2 separate regions of the Homo sapiens genome follow, and region 2 is linked to region 1. Evidence: read pairs that join two places in POLR2A ChIA-PET (ENCODE). Cell type or tissue: PC-9. All regions are shown on one strand. Each heading gives the region's core, and the rest is flanking DNA. Links, peaks and the distances in the headings are about the cores only.

What was found. ChIA-PET counts read pairs that join two places held together with the same protein. Peaks named below come from ENCODE experiments on the same cell type or tissue, not always from the same donor. Only the 100,000 strongest peaks of a DNase experiment are listed, where the experiment ranks them.
Region 2: POLR2A ChIA-PET joins it to region 1 with 5 read pairs; 2 of 35 experiments call an interaction of 5 or more read pairs at or near these places.

Annotation. Positions count from the first base shown.
Region 1 is chr9:91,242,445-91,248,620 of GRCh38, reverse strand. The region is part of intron 6 of AUH (AU RNA binding methylglutaconyl-CoA hydratase); the gene reads left to right. Among named protein-coding and RNA genes, the nearest start is that of LINC02937, 82 kb to the right of the region's middle. In PC-9, for the core only: no CTCF peak of the experiment used is centred there; no DNase peak of the experiment used is centred there; H3K27ac peaks cover 890 bases.
Region 2 is chr9:92,172,870-92,178,276 of GRCh38, reverse strand. It overlaps the pseudogene BEND3P2 and the pseudogene PRSS47P. Among named protein-coding and RNA genes, the nearest start is that of LINC00475, 34 kb to the right of the region's middle. RefSeq lists a silencer at 4,697-4,796. In PC-9, for the core only: CTCF peaks have their summits at 1,823 and 2,027; no DNase peak of the experiment used is centred there; H3K27me3 peaks cover 1,578 bases.

The sequences.
Region 1 (6,176 bases), core at 1,138-5,137:
ATTATAAGCTTAAGATTTACGTACTAGTTATTTAAATTTCCGTGTCCCACCCCAGAGCTCATATATGTAATCTAGACCATATTCCCACTACCCCTGGGGGCACTCCCGCTTCCCACAGGCTTCCTTTGTATCACTCCTTTTAGGTTGTGCTTTCTTTGTCTAAAATCCAATATTGTTAGGAACTTATGCCCATATTTTTCTTCCTTATATTTCTAATAGTTGTAGGCATTTTTAGGAAAAAGTTATGTCCTTTATCTTGAGATGTTTTTGGTAGACTCCTTAGAGACAAAAATAACACATAATACAGAGTTGAACATTGAAAAATAAAGCCTCATGCAAAGGCAGTTAATCAAGGAAAGAACAGGCTTTTCAACTATTGGTTGTCCGTATGCAAAAGAATGAACTTCAATCCATAGTTCTCACAATATGTAAAAATTGATAAAAATGGATCACAGACTTAAAATGTAAAACCTAAAAACAGAAGTGCTTAGAACAAAGTTCAGGGAAAAATATCTTTCTCATTTTGGGTTAGAAATCTAAGGTTTCTTAGATGAGACACCAAGAACATGATCCACATGAGAAAAAAATAGAAATACTGGACTTACTGAAGTTAAGAATGTCTTTTGTCAGGACACTGTTAAGAGAATGGAAGTACGAGCTCCAGAATAGAAGAAGATATGTGTAAATCATATTTTTGATAAAGGACTTGTATCCAAAATTTGTAGAGAATTCTCTAAACTCAATAGTAAGAAAACAAAGCAACTTAGTTAAAACATGGTCAAGATATTTAAGCAGACACTTCACTAAAGAAAATGTAAGTATGGCAAATATGCACATAAAAAGATGCTCTACATCAGTAGTCTTTAGGGAAATACAAATTAAAACCACGATGAGACAATACTGAACACCTATAGAATGACTAAAATTAAAGACTAGTAAATGTTGGCAAGGATGTAGAACACTGGGAACTTTCACCAATGCTAGCATTATTGGTCACTAATTCAGAGAGAATACTAACAGTTTGGTGGCTGAAGGATTTTGGCCCTGGAGGACACAATGGGATTTGTTTTAAATTGGAGAATAGATTCCTTGTGCCAGAGCCCCATGTGTCAGGGAGGAGGGAGGGGGCAGGACAAGATGTGATCCAAGGAGATGGAGAGGCTGGGAATTGAGGTACTGTAGGCGTGCAGCTGTGAGAGTGAGAAAAATGGACCAGTGGGAGTGGGAGAGACAGGAGAGATGATCTGCATAAGAGTGTGACTGACTGAGGGGCGAGGCAGGGAAGGGGAATGGTGCTGTGGCAACCACCTTTATGGGGAGTGAGAGTTAGCTGCCCCCCTTACCCTCTTGCAGAGTAGCACTATCGGTTGAAGTTGATGGGTCTCTGCAGCAGTGTTTCTCTGTCCGGATGTAGACTCAGAAAAGGTTAAAAGGGTGATGCAGTGTACGGAGGAGAGTTTGCCAGCCATGTGCAGTGAGAGAGGAAAGAAGGCTTCACTGCAAAGAATGTGGCTGAGCTGTTGCAGCAGTGGGAGGAGGCTGTATGGAAGGGAATTGAGTGTGAGTAGGCTGAAGGATTGTCGGGGAAAGGAGGCAGGTAACAGAAGACTCAGCTGACTGTGGCTTAACAAGGCCTTGGGTATCTTTTTATAAGAAGTCTGGGAAGGCATTGCTGGCATGGCTCCGCTGCTGGCATGGCTCCGCTGCTTAGGCATGATGGGGACTACCAGACTTTCCAGCCTGCTGTTTTGCCATCCTCATCATGTGGCTTTTCAGCCATAGACTTGTCTTCTATTCCTAACTCTTGGATTTTGTGCTTTAGAAACAGCAGTTTTCCTTGTTAAATAGTCATTTATCCTTTATGCCTATTCTCTTAACGTTTATTTGCTTAGCTTCTAACTTCATTGTGTGCATATACCACCTTTAAACAAGTGTTTTGCCTTTGGCGTGATTTCTGACTTTAGCCTTATTCCTTCTAGCATGCTATTTCTAATTCATTTATTAGTTCTGTATTTATGTTATTTTGGTCCTCAGTGTTTCAGTTGCTCTGCAATCTTGTTTTTCATTTCAGCGTGTTCATTTGCCATCGCCTCTTTGAGTCTCATATATTGATTTTATGTCATCTCTAAATTATTTCATAGTAAGCACTTCTGGGAACTTTTCTTCAGTTATTAGTTAGGCTTTCTTAAATAAAAGACGGTGTCTTTAGGATGCCATGTGTGTGCCTTTGCTGTCCTCAGTAGGGGGCTTGTTTGGTTTGGTTTGCTTTGAGGAGTGGGGAGGCTGGCCTGTCTTGTCCAGTAACTATGCCATGTCTTTTGTTAATCTTCCACGTGGTTTTTTGTTTGTTTGTTTTTTTAGCATGAACCTCTGTCAGTATTCTTCTTCTTTTACACAGCGAGTGAGCTTTGGGTTGATTCTGGTTGAGGGCTCAGAATTGTTGTGGTGTTTCTTTTGCTTTTCCTCTTTGTCTGAGAGAATGGGAGGAGAGGAGGCAGGAATCACCCAGCAGGGCGGGAGGCCATGATTCAGCTTTGTAAATATCTTTTCCCAGGCTGCCTCCACCGAATCTGCTCATATCTGTTTCCTGTGAGACACACCCTTTGCTTAATATGGTTTCCCAGCTCAGGACAGGGGTCTGGCATTTTAGGACAGTAGGTCTCTGGTGTTTATGGGCCCTGCTCCTGTCCCCATCCCCGTCACATCTTGCCAGCTTTAGACAAGAAGGATGGGCACAGTCCATGAGTGTTTTTAGGGACAGCGCAGGGGTCAAAGGTGCACTCCCTCTAGAACACAGGGGAGGAGAGGGCCAGAGCAGGCTCCCCAGGCTTGCATCCTGGCTCCAGGCCCTACCTTAGGCCTCCGTTTTCTCATCTGTGTGGAGGAAGATGATAGTCCCTACATCCTGGGGTAGGTGGAAGGATTGAATGAGATAATGCCCATAAGTCACTTGGCACCCGTTTGCTTCTATCAGCAGATGTCAGCTCCAGTCATTGATGCTTCATAGACTTCTCACTCAGGCACTTCCTACTCAGTCATCTTGGTCCCACTGATCTTGTTTCATTTATTTTCACTTTTGCTTTACTTTTTACTCAACCCTTGCTTAATTGTTGGGGGTGATTAGTGATTAGGTGATTTTGATATTTTTCTTCTTTCTCCAGCTTTCCTCTTATCAGATAAAAACCAAAATGGCTGTCTTCTGTGGGACTCCCTGCTGAGAAGTGGGGCCTTGTTTCTCAAAAAGCGTTCTGATTTTAAAACTTTTCATTGGCTGCCATTGCACCCCTTTGTCTTCTCATGGGAAGAGGGTGTAATAGTCTCATACTTTTCACAGTTCTGCCCATTTGCCAACTCTGTGCCTGGGGTAGGCCATGCTTCCCCACGGGGCTCCTGGGGTGGGCCGTGGTTCCAGTTCCCACCTGCTGGGCCCACACTTGAAATCTCTTGTGTGTGCTCCCAGCCCTGCTCTTCATGCTTGTGCCATGCAACTGTGTCACTTCCTCTCTCGTTGCTTTTTTCCTCCCCACCTCTCATCCCTTCCCTCTCTGGTTATTCAACTAATTGTTGTTGCTCTGATTGAGTTCAAAGAGGGTGTCTAGGAATTAGTTGTGAGCTAGCTAAATAGAGAAATCTGCAATATACATTTTAAATTTGTAATCAATGCATATTTTGTTTTCAGTGTTTAAAGAATTTTTCATTTAAAATACTGACAGTATGGCTTACTTTTAACCTTTAACCTCTGCATCTCAAATAATTTTTCAGAGGTGCACCTTGGTAAATCCATTGTTGCCATAAACCATATTTTGTACAGTGACAATACTTTGATGGTTCTTGCTAGGAGAGCAGTAATTAATACTCGTCATGTCTAGAACTTCCCTTCACACATTCTCCTGGAACAGGATACAGGACAGGGATTGCCCCCTCTGGAACCTGCCATTGTGGGTTTAGAACCCTCAGGACACTGGTAAGCGGAGTGAAAGGAAGTCACTGACCTTCCTTACCAACATACTTAACAGTGCCTGTAGGAAGCTAGTTGGGAGATGTGGATGGGAAGGAAAAAGTGTCAACATTTATATGAATTTCAAATGTATCTTACCTCTAGCTGTGCCTTAAAATGTTTTGAAATATGAAAACTAAAAAATTTGTTAAAACATGTTTATTAAACTTGCAGCTTAAGTTTATATTCAGTTTAATATAACTGACTACATTAAGTTTATGTGCAAATTCAGTAACTAGGAAGTCTACAGGTGGCCAATTTTGTGAAGTTATCCCCCAACATTTTATTATGACAGCTTTGGCCAATGTTATTTTAACTGATATTCTATTAATACTATACAGTGAACCTTTTACAAATATTGGATGATTTTTATAAATTACCCAACTGAACCTAAAGAAGCAATAGTTGTTGGTGAATACATTCATTTTATATGTTGTGGGTAGTTTTTCTTGCTGGTTTAGATAGAGATTTTAGTTGTTTTATGGTATGCCTTGATTTTACTTTTGTTTGGGATGGGAGGGAAAGATCGTTTGGTTTTGTTTTGTTTTTCTTGAGATATGTCTTAGAGTTTTGAAAAACTGACTGGATGTTGGATATGTTTTATAATATAATTTGTTTCCAGTAAGTTAGAGTTTCTTTGCTATGCTAAGAAGAATGGCTCATTCCACTTTCTTAATATGAAACAGTTGTTGACTAGTTCGTTAAATAACAAAATCTTCTAATGCTGTCCTTTTACAGAGTGTTTGATGATTTTCCCGATGAAGAGTAAAGCTATCTAGTTCACCTTTATAGCTTTAGTTATAGTCAAATATCCTGCTTGTTTTAATTTGCTCATTTTGCTGCTCGTTTTCTGTTAAAGGTTACAAAGAAAAAAAAAAGTGGGCTGCTCCACCCGGGCTGATCTCCAGCAGGAGACCCCAGAAGGTGCAGGGTGGGACACATGACACATCGGCTCAGGCCCCTCTGCACAGGTTCTGTGCTTTGTGGTCAGTTCCACATCTTTCACGTCTCAGGCCTTTTCTTGTAGCACTAGCCCTAAAAACTGCAAGATAAGATTGAGGTGGGCCAGCACAGAGAATAGAAAGCGAGGAGGAAGATCTGCAGCGAAGTGAGGAGGCAGAGTGTTGTGCACCCTTCCATCACACGGGCCTTGCCGTGTAATTCATTTCTCTCCAGCAACACCTGCCCAACCGGAGCTGACTGCTGTGTGATTTTGTTTTGAAGCTTTCTGCCATTGTCACTGCCTCTGATAACAGATGAGATAGGTAATAATTCATTTTTCCTTTTGTTCTGATTACCCAGTTATATTCGTATGCTTATTAAGTCTCGCTGAGGCTTAGCCCTGGCAAAGATAGCTAAGGAGCTATGGGTCTCAGGTTTCTGGTCTCTGTTAGTGGTAGGTAGCTGACTGTTAGGAAAAGCAGGTGACTTGCAGAATGAGACATAGCTAATCCACCACTGATTTACTAGTGCATATGGATCTGGTGGCCACCTTACTGCTCTGAGCCTTCAGTTTTCAGATTTGTCAAATGAAGATAATTATGATAGTGACCTCATAGGATTCTTTGAAACATTATAAGAGTAATGTATTCCATTACATAGTACCTAGTAAGTTCTCAATACGTGGTAGTTATTTACCTGTTAATAATGGTGTTGCTATGCCCAGAATCTTTAAATTTTCATCATGTGCCCTACTTTTGATAAAGAATATCAGAAACATTCTTGTCTTCATGTCCACTCCATTCTTTGGTCATTTCTAGGTAACATGAAATATTTTCACATATTATTTCTTTTATTCCTGATATTTTACTATCTGATAACACCTGGTAAACTTAGCCAGATGTTTTGTGTTTCTAACATGCAGTTAGTAAGGATTTCTCACTTACATCTTAAGTCTTTTATTAGAACCCTCATTTAATGAAAACATGAAAGTTCAGTTTTTATGAAATGGAGTGTTCACTCTTTATTGTTACAGTTATTACAGTTAATTCAGAAACACAAGAAAAACGGTTGATGTGAGGGTGTCACTTCCTTCACTTCTGACTGTGGTTGGCAAGTACGGTGTGTTTTTCATGTGTTGAGCTTTCCAAAAGGATTGTTTTCCATAGTATTCTCTCCACACTTTTCCTCCTCTATTATTTTTTCAAGATAAGTGGTTCACATATTCTTTTTTACTTCC
Region 2 (5,407 bases), core at 1,264-5,263, 930 kb before region 1:
GCCTCGGCCTCCCGAGTAGCTGGGAGTACAGGTACACGCCACCATGCCCAGCTAATTTTTGTATTTTTAGTAGAGACAGGGCTTCACCATGTTGGCCAGGATGGTCTCAATCTCTTGACCTCGTGATCCGCCTGCCTCAGCCTCCCAAAGTGCTGTGATTACAGGTGTGAGTTACCGTGCCCAGCTGAGACCCTTTCTTTGGGTCTCACTTTTTGGCCCATGATATAGGGGGCTTTCAACTGCATGATCCCACCCTGACAGCATTTCAGGACTCCAGTAACTCCAAGCAACTTTCTGGAGACCCCTGCCTGCTTCCCTAGTGATGTGGGCTGTCTCCACAGGGCCTGGGCATGGGCACTTTCTAAAGATACTTTACCAAAAAGTTGAGAGAAAACCAAAGGCCTAAATGAACAAAAAAGGACGGGGCGCCCAGAGGGGATGTTCTGCTGCAGCTTAGGGTTCACAAGAGCTGCGCTCTGCACAGAGGTTTCAGCTGGCTGTGCTTTGCTAGCAGGCCCAGCGCCTCTCAGGCCCTGTACATACAGCTGTCCCCTCTAGGCTTCAAGCAGTGTGTTGTCCTGGGTGTAGAGGGCAGAGGGTGGGTTCACGTGTTGGTAGATTCAGATCTATGATTGTCCACTCTGAGGGTCAGCTCAGGAGCTTGATGCCTGGAGATTTCCATCTGGTGGGTCTGCAGCGGGACCCTGACTCAGAGAGCAGAGGCGCAGAACGTCCGACCTTGCCACCTGGTGTCTCAGACACACTCATCCCCCAAAGCTAACTCCTCTTTCTTTGTTCTCAGGGCGATTCTGGGGGGCCTCTAGTCTGCTACCTCCCCAGTGCCTGGGTCCTGGTGGGGCTGGCCAGCTGGGGCCTGGACTGCCGGCATCCTGCCTACCCCAGCATCTTCACCAGGGTCACCTACTTCATCAACTGGATTGACAAAATCATGAGGCTCACTCCTCTTTCTGACCCCGCGCTGGCTCCTCACACCTGCTCTCCACCCAAGCCTCTGAGGGCTGCTGGCCTGCCTGGGCCCTGCGCAGCCCTTGTGCTGCCACAGACCTGGCTCCTGCTGCCACTTACCCTCAGGGCCCCATGGCAGACCCTGTGATGACCGCAGAGCCCCTCGACCCCTTCTCTCTGCTCGGCCTAGGTGTCCATGCTTGACCCTCCCTCTCCCTAGCCCACTGTCCCTCTAAATGGTTCCTAATCCTGGCTTTTCTGCCTATCAACTGCCATTCCCCAAACCAAGCTTGGCAACACAAAACCAAACCCAACAAAAGAGTCATCTGCTCCTCCTCCACCCCGCACGGCCCTCCAAGGCCCCTCCTGCTCCTTAGTGCTTGCCCTTTCCATAGGATTCATTGTCTGACTCCCAGGGCAGGAACCTGGGACCTCACACAAAGAATCTCAACTGTGGGCTCCTAGGAGGAAAGCAGGGGTAGGGGGGACACTAGGGGTGCTGAGGGAGCTGAGGCCGCCAGCTGGGAGGGAGTGGGGTCAGTCTGCACTCAACGTTGCTCCTGCCACAGGAAGCACCCAGGCCTTCAGAGGAGCTGAAACTACACCTGGTGTCCACAGTGTCAGGGAGCAAGGGCTTCTCTGAAGTACAGGAACAGCGCTCCTGGGGCGTGGAGGAGGGAGGTTCGACTCCCAGTGGAGACGGAAAAAGGGAAGTGGCTGGTGCACAAAGTAATTGAGCAGGACTGGGGAACAGGATCCCAGCCATGAGAAGAGGGTTCCAGCCTGCAGCTAGAGTGCTTTCAAAACATGAGGGTCTGGGAAAGACTGACAGAAGCAGATGGAGGAGGGTCCTGATGCCAAGCCAAAAGCCGAGGTTTAGGTCAGCCATGCTCAGAGCTCTGCGCCTAGGGACAATTCCTGCCCCTCCTCACCTGTCCCCGTAGGCCCTGCTTTCCCCAAGTCTGCAGGCACTTGACCCACTGCCCATCTCCAAAGCCCCCAATCCTGCATAAACATGCTCCCTCCTGTCTAAGGCCCTTGGCCAACCCTGCCCCAAGAAGTCTGTACTCCTCCAGCTGGTAGAGCCTGGTATTACCTTATCTACTTAGCTGATGCAGGATTTAGTGCCCCAGCAATAAGCCTCAAAATAGTGTTCTGGGCCATCCTTCCTGCAAGCCTGCTGGACACAGCCCTGTGCAGCCAGCAGGACTCCTAGAGGCCTCTCAGCACAGCCTACCCCCAGCCTTCAGAGACCACGGGAAAACGGGAGAGCTCCCATTTAGCACATGTCTGTATGGACAAGGCGCCATCCAAAAGTTTCAGTGCACATTGTCCCCAGTCTTGGTATTGGCCACATTTCCTGTACCCTCACAGGCAAGGGGCACAGATAGACTCACATGCATGTCAACACTAGGACCTCACTGGCTTAAACCCTCTACTACTCATGCAGGAATTCTCACCCCAAAATAATATTGTGAGGCCTGAAGAAAGTGTCTTCCCAGTATCCACTCCTGTAGGGGTATTTCCAGCAGTCCCTGCCTCTGACCAGAGCTCCACCACTGAGGTACTGCCATGCCTAGTAATATGTCCACTACTAGTGTCCAGCCTTAGAGCTCAGCGGTCTCCACAGAAAGTGTTCCCTCCCCTGGTGGTAAGCTCAGTTATGGGGTCTCAGAGCAGGGCTGCTCAGGACTCTGAGAGGTCAGTGAGTTACCAAGACAGCATGTGCTCCACGCATGTTCTCCAGAAGGTCAGGGGAGCTTGGGCAGTTCTGTTTAGAGTATTAGCCACTCCACTGTCCCCAGAGCCACTATTCTCCTTTGTGGCAGCCACAGGCTGGCTGTGTCCTGAGGGCCTGCCTGTTATACACCTTATGCCAGGGGTTAGGTGATTTCCTGTCCTCCTGGATGCTCTCAGGCCTCTAAACCAAAGGGTGGGGATACATACCTAGTCCACGCGACAGATCAAACAAATCTCAGTTCCTGCACAGTTAGTTTCCCTGTTTCTTGAAACCAATGTAAGTGCTCAGTATCCTTATCCTGGTTTAGTTTATTTTTAAAGATAAACTGCAGCCTATTAGGGTTGAGTAGGTTTTTTTTTTTTTTAGATGGAGTCTCGCTCTGTCGCCCAGGCTGGAGTGCAGTGGCGCAATCTCCGCTCATCGCAAACTCCACCTCCCGGATTCACACCGTTCTACTGCCTCATTCTCCCGCCTCATTCTCCCGAGTAGCTGGGACTACAGGCACCCGCCACCATGCCCAGCTAATTTTTTAAATTTTTAGTAGAGACGGGGTTTCACCATGTTAGCCAGGATGGTCTCACTCTCCTGACCTCGTGATCCACCCGCCTCAGCCTCCCAAAGTGCTGGGAATACAGGCGTGAGCCACCACACCCGGCCAGGGTTGAGTGGCTTTTTAAAGATATCATAGGTAGTATGTAGTGGAACAGAAATTCAAACTGAGATCTCTCTTGAGAGAGCTCAATCACTGTTCTTTCCACACCCACAGACTGCACCCAAGATGCCTTTTATCCAAGCCTCAGACACCTGAGGGAGGCTTACTCTGACCTGTCCCCAAAGTGAGCCTCAGATATCCACTCCTGAAGAGAGAGACGAGTAGGGCATGGAGGGCCCTAGAGTCATCATCAGGGCCCCCCTGTTCTCCCAGATGGTGCACGGGCATGGGCTGCTGCTTTTGTTGCCAAAGTCATCCCCAGACAAGCTATGGGAGTGAAATGAAATGAACCAAGATCAATTAAAGACTTCCAGTTTCCAGTCTGGAGTATAAGAAGCTTGGAAGTCATCACTCCCATTCTCAAAACAAGAAAAAAAAAAGCTGAACAAACTGAAAGTCAACAACTCTTCTTAGATCTGTCAGAGAATTGAGGTCACAGGGCAGATTACTACCCTCAAAACTGGAGACAGGCAGATACAGAGAATCACGGTTAATCTGAAGGGAAGCTCAGATGTAAAAGCTGGCTATTGGAGCCAATCCCAGGGTAGAAAAACCTAAACTGTAATTGACAAAGTGCTGAGGGTTCAATGTGGATGAGCTTGACAGTTAAAAACTCCATGTCCAGTCTTAGGAGAGCCCCAACTTTCAGGAGTTTTACCTTCAGTAGCCTTACCAGATTCTCAGGGTGTAGATCAGAGAAAAACCCCCTCCTGATTTTGGCAGGACGATGGGAAAAGTAACCATTTTGAAATAAAAGCAGAACATTAGTTCTACTTTGCAAAAACCTATCCTTAACAGAAAATATTTTTACCAGAGCCTAATGTATTGGGGTTTTATCAGAGTCTAACTGAGTTGCGGAAAGAGAAGTGTCAAACTCCAGTTCCCTGTGCCTTCCTGTCCCACCAGGGACACGGGCTACTGAGAAGCACATGTGCAGGTCACAGCCTAGGAGCATAGGCTCACTGTGCACTGTGCCTGGAACCTAATTACAGGATTATCGAACATTTCCTCTCCCACATAAGTGCCTCCTCACCACATCAGTAGGACTTTTGTATAATAAGGGAATTATAATGGAAGGAATTGACTGTCTCAGCACTTATTTAAGAAGGAGTCTCTAGGGAAACTCAAAGACAAGCGGGGAGATACTAACAAGGACACCTGAGTACATTTTGCCTCTGACACCTACAGCAACACCAAACAGTGAAGACAGTCTAACTACCAGCCAGATAAACACAAGAGCCTTACACAAAAGACCTCTTTACCTCTGTTCCTTTTGCCCAGTGTATCATGTCTCACTTTCAACCAAAAAAAGGGAACTAAAAGGTACTAAAAGTGAGCACACTAAAAGTGTACTAAAAAGTCTGCAGATGAGCCACAGCTGCGTAGGGTCCAGCTGCTTCTTGTTGCAAGCCCGGGAATGATTGTACTGCAGCGGGAGGTTCTTGGCAGTGGAGGAGCCCTGCAGCCAAGTTGCCCACGGAGAGGCTCTGCTGCATGATCTCGCGCACCTCCTTGTCGGACAGCAGGTAGGGAGAGGGCACCGGGAAGCTGGGCGAGGGACCACCACCTTGTCCAAGGGGATCTTGCAAAAGTCCTTCCTGCTCCTCTTGGGGGCAGCGGGGGACCCTCAAACTCCTCCTCAAACCTCTCAGGGTTGATTGCATAGCTCCTCATGTCTCTGCACTGGGGGCCAGCACGTGGACCTTGCACTGCTGCTGGTAGGAGCGCCTCTGCTCGTGTCCCGGCGCAGGTTGCCCATGAACTCCAGGGTCCAGAAGCGGTCGTTTTTGGCATGGAGGTAGAGCAGACACACATACTGGCGAATGAGCTTGATGCAGGACAGGTCCAGCTGCTTCTTGCCCAGGGAACCGCTGGAGCTGTACTGCTTGTGCAGGTTCTCATGGGTGAAGAGCTTGGGGAACAGGGGCACCAGCAGGTGCAAGGCGAAGTTGCCAATGGACAGGCTGCTCTCATAGATGCTGTGCAGA